3 separate regions of the Homo sapiens genome follow, and all the other regions are linked to region 2. A link is a contact called in ENCODE Hi-C or POLR2A ChIA-PET data. All regions are on one chromosome and are shown on one strand. Each heading gives the region's core, a stretch centred on a gene start or an enhancer-like site at or near the end of the contact. The rest is flanking DNA. Distances are from core to core; before and after follow the strand shown. Region 1 overlaps IQSEC1 (IQ motif and Sec7 domain ArfGEF 1). Region 2 holds the start of TBC1D5 (TBC1 domain family member 5). Region 3 holds the start of XPC (XPC complex subunit, DNA damage recognition and repair factor).

Evidence for each region. Hi-C counts contacts between places; a loop is a spot of excess contacts on that map. ChIA-PET counts read pairs that join two places held with the same protein, here RNA polymerase II (POLR2A). Pooled maps may share reads with other maps.
Region 1: a loop to region 2 is called in a map with no recorded cell type, with 10 times the contacts of the local background. The contact joins the enhancer-like site here to the promoter of TBC1D5 in region 2. A Hi-C loop is called at or near these places in 4 of 37 single-sample maps with no recorded cell type and 6 of 50 pooled maps.
Region 3: a map with no recorded cell type shows a loop between it and region 2 (19-fold over the local background). The contact joins the promoter of XPC here to the promoter of TBC1D5 in region 2. A Hi-C loop is called at or near these places in 1 of 37 single-sample maps with no recorded cell type and 6 of 50 pooled maps. POLR2A ChIA-PET finds 5 or more read pairs at or near these places in 1 of 52 experiments (activated B cell).

Annotation. Positions count from the first base shown.
Region 1 is chr3:13,001,003-13,003,995 of GRCh38, forward strand. All of the region lies in intron 1 of IQSEC1 (IQ motif and Sec7 domain ArfGEF 1), which reads right to left. Among named protein-coding and RNA genes, the nearest start is that of IQSEC1, 71 kb to the right of the region's middle. RefSeq lists a silencer at 227-521. Within about 2 kb of position 1,594, at least 6 of the 41 ENCODE cell types and tissues checked have a DNase peak (open chromatin) inside an H3K27ac peak, as active enhancers do.
Region 2 is chr3:17,740,880-17,744,088 of GRCh38, forward strand. TBC1D5 (TBC1 domain family member 5) reads right to left here and starts at 1,752. Exons shown (of 23, transcript NM_001349074.2): 1 at 1,602-1,752. LOC105376975 (a long non-coding RNA gene) reads left to right here and starts at 2,065. Exons shown (of 2, transcript NR_135536.1): 1 at 2,065-2,239. RefSeq lists silencers at 1,239-1,438, 1,669-1,978 and enhancers at 1,438-2,141, 2,099-2,168.
Region 3 is chr3:14,177,090-14,180,123 of GRCh38, forward strand. It overlaps XPC (XPC complex subunit, DNA damage recognition and repair factor), which reads right to left and starts at 1,512. Exons shown (of 16, transcript NM_004628.5): 1 at 1,377-1,512. The coding sequence starts at 1,479. LSM3 (LSM3 homolog, U6 small nuclear RNA and mRNA degradation associated) reads left to right here and starts at 1,728. Exons shown (of 4, transcript NM_014463.3): 1 at 1,728-1,792. The coding sequence starts at 1,772. RefSeq lists a silencer at 1,152-1,271 and enhancers at 1,322-1,671, 1,772-1,821.

The DNA of each region.
Region 1 (2,993 bases), core at 344-2,843, 4.7 Mb before region 2:
TACAGTGGCTCGACTTTGGCTCCCTGCAACCTCTACCTCCTGGGTTCAAGCAATTCTCCTGCCTCAGGCCTCCCAAGTAGCTGGGATTACAGGTGCTTGCCACAATGCCCAGCTTTTTTTTTAAATTTTTTTATTTTTAGTAGAGATGGGGTTTCACCATGTTGGCCAGGCTGGTCTCGAACTCCTGGCCTCAAGTGATCCGCCCACCTCAGTCTCCCAAAGTGTTGGGATTACAGGCATGAGCCACCATGCCCGATCCTAAGTGAGTTCTTATCATTACCCCACACTGCCTGTGCTGGCTTGTGGGCACTTGATAGATGCATGAGGTTGGACATTTCATGTTCCCTATCTGGAACTCTGCTCTCCCGTCTGAGAAATGGCTCTATATTAGGGGTTTCTCAAACTTAAGAACTGATGGGCCTCTAAGAATACAGTTCCCAAGCTCCATCAGGCCCCACCTTTTAGAAACACTGCATCCAGTGGTAAACGCTGCTACACTGGAAGGTCCTGTGATGACCACATGTTCATAAAGAAAAGGCAGCCACGAACATCAGGGAGCAGAGCTCAGTTGGTAGAGGGTCGTCCAGATGACCTGCAGCATGCTTTTGTTAAAATGGGGGAGGAGTTTTCGTCTTCACGAAAATGATGTTTAAAAATGTATTGTCTTGGCCTTAGCTGGAGTGGTCAAAAATAATAATAAATATTGTCAAATGATTTTTTACAAGGTGCCAAGACAATTCATTGGAAACAATCATTTCTTTAACAAGTAGTGCTGGCCGAGCGCGATGGCTCACGCCTGTAATCCCAGCACTTTGGGAGGCTGAGGCGGGCGGATCACCTGAGGTCAGGAGTTCCAGACCAGTCTGGCCAACAAGGTGAAAACCCATCTCTACTAAAAATACAAAAATCAGCCAGGCGTGGTGGTGTGCACCTGTAATCTCAGCTACTCCAGAGGCTGAGGCAGGAGAATCACTTGAACCCGGAGGCAGGGTGGGGGGTGGCAGAGGTTGCAGTGAGCTGAGATCTAGGCACTGTGCTCTAGCCTGGGTGACAGAACAAGACTCCATCTGGAAACAAACAAACAAACAACAACAACAAAAAACAAGTAGTGCTGAGACAACTGGCTATTTATACACAAAAGGATACATTTGGGCCCATGCTTCCCACCATACACAAAAATTAACTCAAATTAATCAAAGACCTAAATGAAAGAGTTAAAACTATAAAAATCTTAGACAAAAACATAAGAAGAAATCTTTGTGACCTTGGGTTATACAATGATTTCTTAGATACAACACCAAAAGCATAAGCAAGAGAATTACAAATTCATAAATTGGACTTCATGAAAATTAAAAACTTTTGCACTTCAAAAGACACCATCAAGAAAGTAAAAAGATAAGGCCCTGCATAGGCTCATGCCTGTAATCTCAGCACTTTGGGAGGCAGAGGCAGAAGGATTGCCTGAGCCCAGGAGTTCGAGACTGTAGGGAGCCATGATCATGCCATTGTATTCCAGCCTGGGTGAGTGAGTGAGACCTGATCTCCAAAAAAAAAAAAAAAAAGGAACTGAGAAACTGAGAAAATTATATAACTGATACTGGAACCTGTATGTAGAGTATGCAAATAACTCATGACTCAATAACAAGGAGACAATACAATTTTTAAATGGGCAAAAGGTTTGAATACACATTTCATCAAAGGAGACATATGAATGGCCAATAAGCACATGAAAAGATGTTCCACATCAAAGAAATGCAAATCAAAACCACAATGAGATATGACTTCCCACCCACTAGGACAGCTAGAAGCAAAAAGCCAGACAATAACAAATGTGGGACAGGATGTGGAGAAATGGAAACCCTCACACACCACTGGTGGGAACAAAAAGATGCAGCCACTTTGGAAAACAGTTTGGCCATTTCTAAAAAGTTAAACAGAGAGTTACTATGTGACCCAGCAATTCCACTTCTAGGTATCTACTAAAGAGAAATGAAAACATATGTCCACATCAAATCTTGTATGCAAATATCCATAGTAGTAGTATTTACAATAGCCAAAAAGTGGAAATGACCCACATGTCCATCAACCGGGGAATGGATAAACTAACTACAGTGTATCCATACAATGGAATGTTATTATTCAGCAGTAAAAAGGAATGAAAGACCAGGCGCAGTGGCTCATGCCCAACATTTTGGGAGGCTGAGGCGGGAGTGTCACATGAGGCCAGGAGTTCAAGAACAGCCTGGGCAACAAAGTGAGACCCCTGTCTCTACCAAAAAAAAAAAAAAAAAAAAAAAGGAATGAAGTACTGATACATTCTATTCTATAACATGGATGAACCTTGAAAAACTTCACGCTAAGTGAATAAAGCTAGACACAAAAGGACACGTGTTGTATGATTCCAAAAGGATATGAAATGCTCAGAAAGACATATCTACAGAGACAAAAAGTGGTTGTTGAGGACTTGGGATGGCACAAGGGACTGAGGGAAAATGGGTATGTGGTTTATTTTCAGGGCCATGGAAACGATTAAAAATAAAATTGTGATGGTTACAGGATTCTGTAAATATAGTAATAATAACCGAATTGTACACTTAAAATGAGTGAATTTCATAGAGTAAAGTATCCCTCAATAAAGCTTTAAGAAAACACGTGATGACTAAATGAAACATAAGATCCTAGGTTGGGAGGAAAGCTTGGTAAAAAGGACATTACTGGGACAACAGGCGAAATGTGACTTTTAAGTTAGTTGTATTTTAGATCCTAGTATCATGTCCATGTTAAACTTCCTGAATTTGACTAATGGACCATGGTTATGTAAGAGAATGTCCTTGTTCTTAGTAATTATGTACTGGAGCAGTATTTAGGGGTGAAAGTTACATATGGCATGTTTGCAGTGACATCTCAAATGCTTCTAAGGGAAAAATCGGTTTTTAAGAGAAAGCAAAATTTGGTGGAATGTTATTAGTGATGAGTCTGGGTGAATGGTACAC
Region 2 (3,209 bases), core at 502-3,001:
AAAATTCACAGACCAGGTGATGCAGTCACCATACAGCATACAGACACAATATTTGCACTCTTCCTATCCCCTCCCCTGGAATCCAGACTCAGCCTGCTCACTCTGAAAGCTTTCTCAGTTCATCCTGCCATTTGCCCCTTCTCCCAAGCCACCTCTACACCCGGGGGTGAGTTATTAAAAAGAACATGTTTATTGATAAATACAACACTTTATTTATTTGCACACAAGTTATCCACTTCCTTGCTACTCAAAGATAGTCCCTTGTCCAGCTGCACATGTTATCAGAAATGTACAATATCAAAATGCACCATAGGCCTACTGAACCAGAAAATGCATTTTTAATAAGAGCCCCAAGTGATTCCCACCCACATTAAGGTTTGAGTGTTCTGTGATACTGCAGATAGCTGTAAAAATTAAAAATGCTCAAGTTTACAAATGAATTCAGAGATATGGTATGAAAAGTACCAAGACACGGAATCAGAAAAGCCCAAAGAGAAAAACCAATATATAAATGAATTTCTTTGCCACCGATAGCAAAGGCTCATTTTTCAACAATACCTATTTATTGCTTCCTGCTTTAAGTATTTTGTGCAAGAGCACAACACTTATAAAGGTTTACAAAAGAATTACCGGGTCTAGAAATTCCAGGCAACCTGGTCCAAACGTGTGAAACCTGCATGTTAAAATCTTAGGATTTTGTCCAATTCAGAGTTGACAAATGAACTCTTTCCAGAAAGTTATTATTCGAAAAAAACCTACAGGATGTTAACTTTAAACACAGATTATAATTCCTGTAACTAAAACGAGTAACTGGTATCGAACAAATTCTAGGTCACTTGTAGAATCGAATCTTGTAGTGAAGGTCTGTGTGTTTTTCCAGGAAAAGTCGGGGTGGGGAGCGGGATTTGCCCTCCCTGCGAATTTTTTTTTTTTTTTTTTTTTTTTTTTTTTTGCTCTTATCCTGAAAGACCTCCGTTTCTTACGTGTGAATAAACTTAAGTCGTACTAAATCCAGGTCACGGTTCCCTTCCTCAAAAGTGAAGTCAAGGCTTCTCTCTTCTAAAGACTATTAAGGTTTGAGGATTCAGGGCCCGTTTCGCTTCCGGCTAGGGAAGGAAGCGTGCTTCCCGGGGCCCAAATGAACATGGAAATTTACTAAGTAGGAAGTTGAGCACTAGTCCAGCCGCCAGGCCCTGCCTTTACTGCAGTTGGCCTTCCAGTCTAGACCCCGACCTCCTGGGGCAGGGAAAGCAGGCAGACTGCAAGCAGCCACCCCGCCCAGCTCGCCCTGCCCGCCCTGCCCGCCAGGGAGCTGAAGGGTCCACCCCTCCCGCCATCCACCCCCGACGCCGACTCCGAGGCGCACAAACGGGGGGCGGTGCGGCAACCCGTCCGCCGTGGCGGCGGCACCCTCAGGCCCTCCCGTGAGAAGGCGGCGGCGGCTGCGGCTGCAGCAGCGGCGCGAAGGGGGGCGAAACCTGTCCTGAGGCTGAGTGGGAGGCCGGGGCGGGAACGACTGCATGTGGGGCTGCACTGGAGGAAGGCGGAGGCGTTCAGAGGGCTTGGGCTTTTTTACGATCATCATCATTATTTTATTTTACCTGTGGCGCAGAAGGGCTCCCCAGCTCCTATTCCCTGAATCCTCCTCCTCCTCCCCTCCTCTTTCTCTCTCTCTCCCTCAGTCTGCAGGGCGCTCGCGGAAGCGGCCGGGCCCGGCCCGACCTGAAAGAGAACAGGGCGGGAGGGGGTGGCGGCGGTGACCAGCGGCCACGTGACCACGCTCGCGCCGTAACGGCGGCCGCCTCCCGCCGCGCGCCCTCCCCGCGCTCCACCTCTAATAACCTCGCGGCCCGCGCGCCTGGGAAGCTCGTGCGCAGGCGCCCGCACGGGACCTGAAGTCTGCGCGCGAGCGCAACGCGCTCGCTCTCGGGTCCGGGTTTCTGGGGCCCGCGAGGCGCGAGAAGCGAGTAGGTGGGGAGTGAGCCGCGGGCAGAGCTCTCCTTGGCTGAGCCGGCAGGCTGCTGAGCGCATGCGCCTGAGGGCTTTTACCCCTCCCTTCTCTCCCTGCTTCCAACCGGCGCGCGGCTGGAGGCTGGGAACCAGCTCCTGGGTCTTAGTCAGAGGTTCACATCCACCAACTATCTTCCCAGGGTTGGACTGAGAAGGGGAGCAGAGGGTCCCAGGGACTCTCCTGAGATCCTGGCTCTCCTGCCAAGGAATTTACATTTCCTTGTCACAGGTAAATGGCCTTCCATGCCACATTTTTCTGTGGCTGAGTAGGCTTCTAACTCAGCTCATCTGTCACTTTCTCCGTGAAACTTACCCCTGCCTACTTTAGAGGAGTCACTAGCACTTTGTGCAGACCTACCTTGTAGTACAACCCATAGAAAGATAAAGGTTAGGAGTTATTTTTTCACAAGCCCACAATACTAGACTGTGGTTTCTATCTTTATCTCATAAACTTGGACAGGGTCTTCAGTGTTGTAGTATCTCCCTAAACGTCTGATGACTATCAGAACACAGGGAATGTCTAAAACTTTTATCGTTGCCCTTGGTCTCTGCATAATCATGATTTAAGATCCCCTTTAACCCAAGCACGTGGGAAGGTGGTGTTTGTTTCCCCAGTATGAAAGCCTTTAAATCATAATGTTAATTAGAGTGGTAAATGCTTCACTTAGTAAAAGAGATTTATGGTATTTTATTAGCTTATCTTCACAAAGAGCTCCAACGAAAATTGATACTGTTTAGTCCAGAAAAGGAAACCAAGTCAGAGAAAGGTCAGATTTCTGAAGGTTATCTAGCTTCAGAGGAAGATGCCTGTGTGGGAGACCTTTGTGGACAAACACCCCACTTCACACAGAGATCCCTCTTTTTCTGTTGCCCCTCTTTCTGTTGCAGAAACTGAACAGGTTAAGTTAGTGCCTGTGGCCAGATTTAATCCGGCCAGATTTATTTATTTATCAAATAAATAAAATGTAAAAACTCCCTAATTGGGAGTTCTGGCTAGACCAGTCATCATCACTGTTAGACTGGTGAATACTGAGATGATAGTCAAGAAATGGGGCTAGCAACAAAATGACAGAAAATCCTGGGATGAATGTATATGAAGAAATAGGATTAACAGAGGCTTCTGAGAAACTAGGAAAATGACAACCCTCAAGATTCCATTCTCAAATGTTTACAAAGCTGTTGGACTCTTTTCTGCATTT
Region 3 (3,034 bases), core at 262-2,761, 3.6 Mb before region 2:
AATAAAAAATAAATAAAATATTTATTTAGCATTTAGCCCTACCAATCCACGGGCCCTGCATCCACAGATTCAACCAACCACAGATGAATATATTTCGGGAAAAAAAATACAAATTTAAAAAATACAGCATGACAACTATTTCCATAGTATCCACATTGTATTAGGTATTATTAGTGATCTAGAGATGATTTAAAGTATGTCGGAGGATGTGCATAGGTTACATGGAAACACTAGGCCATTTGATATAAGGTACTTGAGCATCACAGGTTTTAGTATCCGCGGGGTATCTGGGAAGGACCACCTTAGTTTGCTCAAGGAATGTCTAACTTGAGTTTTGAAGAAATAGAAAAAATCAGCCCTGGTAAAAGCCATGGGGGGTTCACTCTAGGCAGAAGGAACATCAAAGGAAAAGACTCAAGGAATAACTTGGCATATTTGAGGAAGAGAAAGGAGGCCAATAAGGAGGGTATCTGGCAAGGAAACAAGTGGTAAGAGAAACAGGAGAGGTAGCAAGAGCCAAAACATGTAGTATCTTGTAGGCCAGGATAAAACAACTGGATTTTAAGCTAAGAGCAATGGAAAACCAAGGGGAGTTTAAAGCAGGAGCAGGGCATGATTTTTTTTTTTTTTAAGATTATTTGGGTTGCTGGATGCAGAGCTGGGAGGCCAGTAAAGAGGAAACTGCAGTCACTCAACTGAAAGGTGATGATGACTTGGACAGGGGCTGTGGTCATGGAAATGAAGAGAAGTGGACAAATTTGAAATACACTCTTGAGGCTGAACTGACTGGACTTGCTGACGGACTGGATGTGTGGACATAAGAAAAAGGTGGGCTTTGCTTTATAACAAGTATTGAGACTGGAAAAACGGAGGAAAGCATAGATTTAAAGAGGAAAACCATGAGTTCTGCATTGCCCATGACAAATGTAAGAAGCCTATCAAATATCCATGAGGGGAAGTCAGGTGGGATCCCACTGTGGAACTCTGGGTGAGACTCAGCTGAAGTTATCATTCGGGAGTCAGCACACTGCATCACTCTACGTCCTGGTCCGTCCGTCTGTCTTCCTGGGACACAAATAACTGCCTTCTCCGAGTTCAACCCTGAACATCTGTATCCTCTGGACAACGGGGAGCGGGAAAAAAGCTACGCAGGAGCTTGGATCGGGCGAAGCTCGCGGGAAACCGCTCTGGGTGCGCAGGACAAAGACGCGGGGACAGCGGGGAGGGCCGGCCGCAGCCTGCCGGGCTGCCCCCACGGCGCGGAACGCGCGCAGCAACCTCCACCAGGCCTCCGCGTCTGGACTCCCGCCCTGCCTCTGGGCCTCCTCCGCCCACCGGCGGCGTCTCCCGCGAAGCCCGCTGGGCCTCGCTCTCACCCTCCTCCTCCTCCTCACGCCGGGCCTTGCTCTTGGCCTTGGATTTCTGGCTGCGCAGTTCGCGTCCCCGCGGCTCCCCGCCGGCCGCGCGTTTCCGAGCCATGTTGCTTGTCTGGGCAAATTCCACTTCGCGAGTGACGCACCCGGCCGCGATGCGCTAGAACGCCGGCCCCGCCCCGAGGCGGTGCGCTTGGCCACGCCCCTTCGTTGGAGGCCTAGTCACGCCCCTAAAGGAAGCTCCACCCCATACCCGTGGCCACTAAAAAACTGCGGGAAGCAGGAAAGAGCACAACAGGTTTCTCTCTATTTCCGGTGTATTGTATCCTCACGTTTCCGGAGATTGACGTTGCTCTTGTGTTCTCGCGAGAGGCGGGAAAGGGCGCAGGGTTTGAAACATGGCGGACGACGTAGACCAGGTAAGTGTATTTTAAGGAGGTCGCTCGAAGGAGCTTCTTGTACTAGGCTGCTTTTTCCAGACTCAGGAAAAATGGCCAGTCGTGCCTCCTCTCTCCAAGTCACCATGGCCTAATCCACCCTGTCCTTTCCGTAACCCCCCCTCCGAATTTTGCCGTAGGCCCTGAGACCTTTTCCTGTTAGAAGCCCACCTGATGACTATTCTCACACTCTTCGCTTCATTTTTTTAAATCTGTAGATTATTATCCTTAGCTACCTCATGGAGCTGTCAGGATTCCAATAGAAAGCCAGGTAATAAAGTTAGGAGTTGTTATCATTAGTGAGCGCAACAATTATTTATTCATTCAGCAGATAGAGTGAACATCAGCTTTGTATGGTTAGGCACTGTTCTAAGGGCCAGGGACACTGACATCGACATATAAGAGATCCTTGCCATTACTTGGAGCTTATATTTGCGAGGAGAACAGATAAAAGTAAATATAAATATGTAAGACTTCCAGGAACTGTGATGTGCTGTGAAGGAAACAAGGAACTGGTATGCAGAATAACAGATGGTCCTAGAAGCTTTTTCACCTGGTCTTTTTCTTCCTCAAATATCTTTGGAGATCATGCCACAACTTAAACTTTCTACTGAAATCTGACCTCCTCAGAGAGGACTTCTGCCCAAATAGCACTCCCGCTACTCTGGTTACCCTGCCTCATTTTTCTTCATAGAGAGTTATTTTTTCATATTAAATGTATGCATCTTTGTTTAATGTGAATCTCTCCCCACTAGAATGTAAATGCCATAAGAGCAGGGATTTTGTTTTGTTCATTCTTTTGTCTTTGGGGTTTAGAACAGTGCTGGAAACACTCAAAAAATATTTGAGTGAATGAGTTAGATGATCAGAGGAAGCCTCTTTGAGAAGCCAATATTTAAAGCTACAGGATGAAAAGAGCAGACAGTGGGCATCCCAGACAGAGGCTTAGGTAGCAGTAGGGCTTTTTCATGTGCATATTCTTACAGTATTATAATTATTTGTATGCCTCTCCACAGTAGAATGAGCTCCTTGAGGGTGGGGATTGTGACTTCTCTATCATTGTAATCTAACAGTTGGTTATCTGATCCTTTAACAAACACTTGTTGAACTGAGGGACATAGGGACCAGTTGAGTTAGGTTATTTTTTTCTCTCATCAGGCCTTTTGAATCTTCAGAGCCTGTTACCAATTCAGTTACCTTCCTCCACTGGCCTTGTGTACTTAC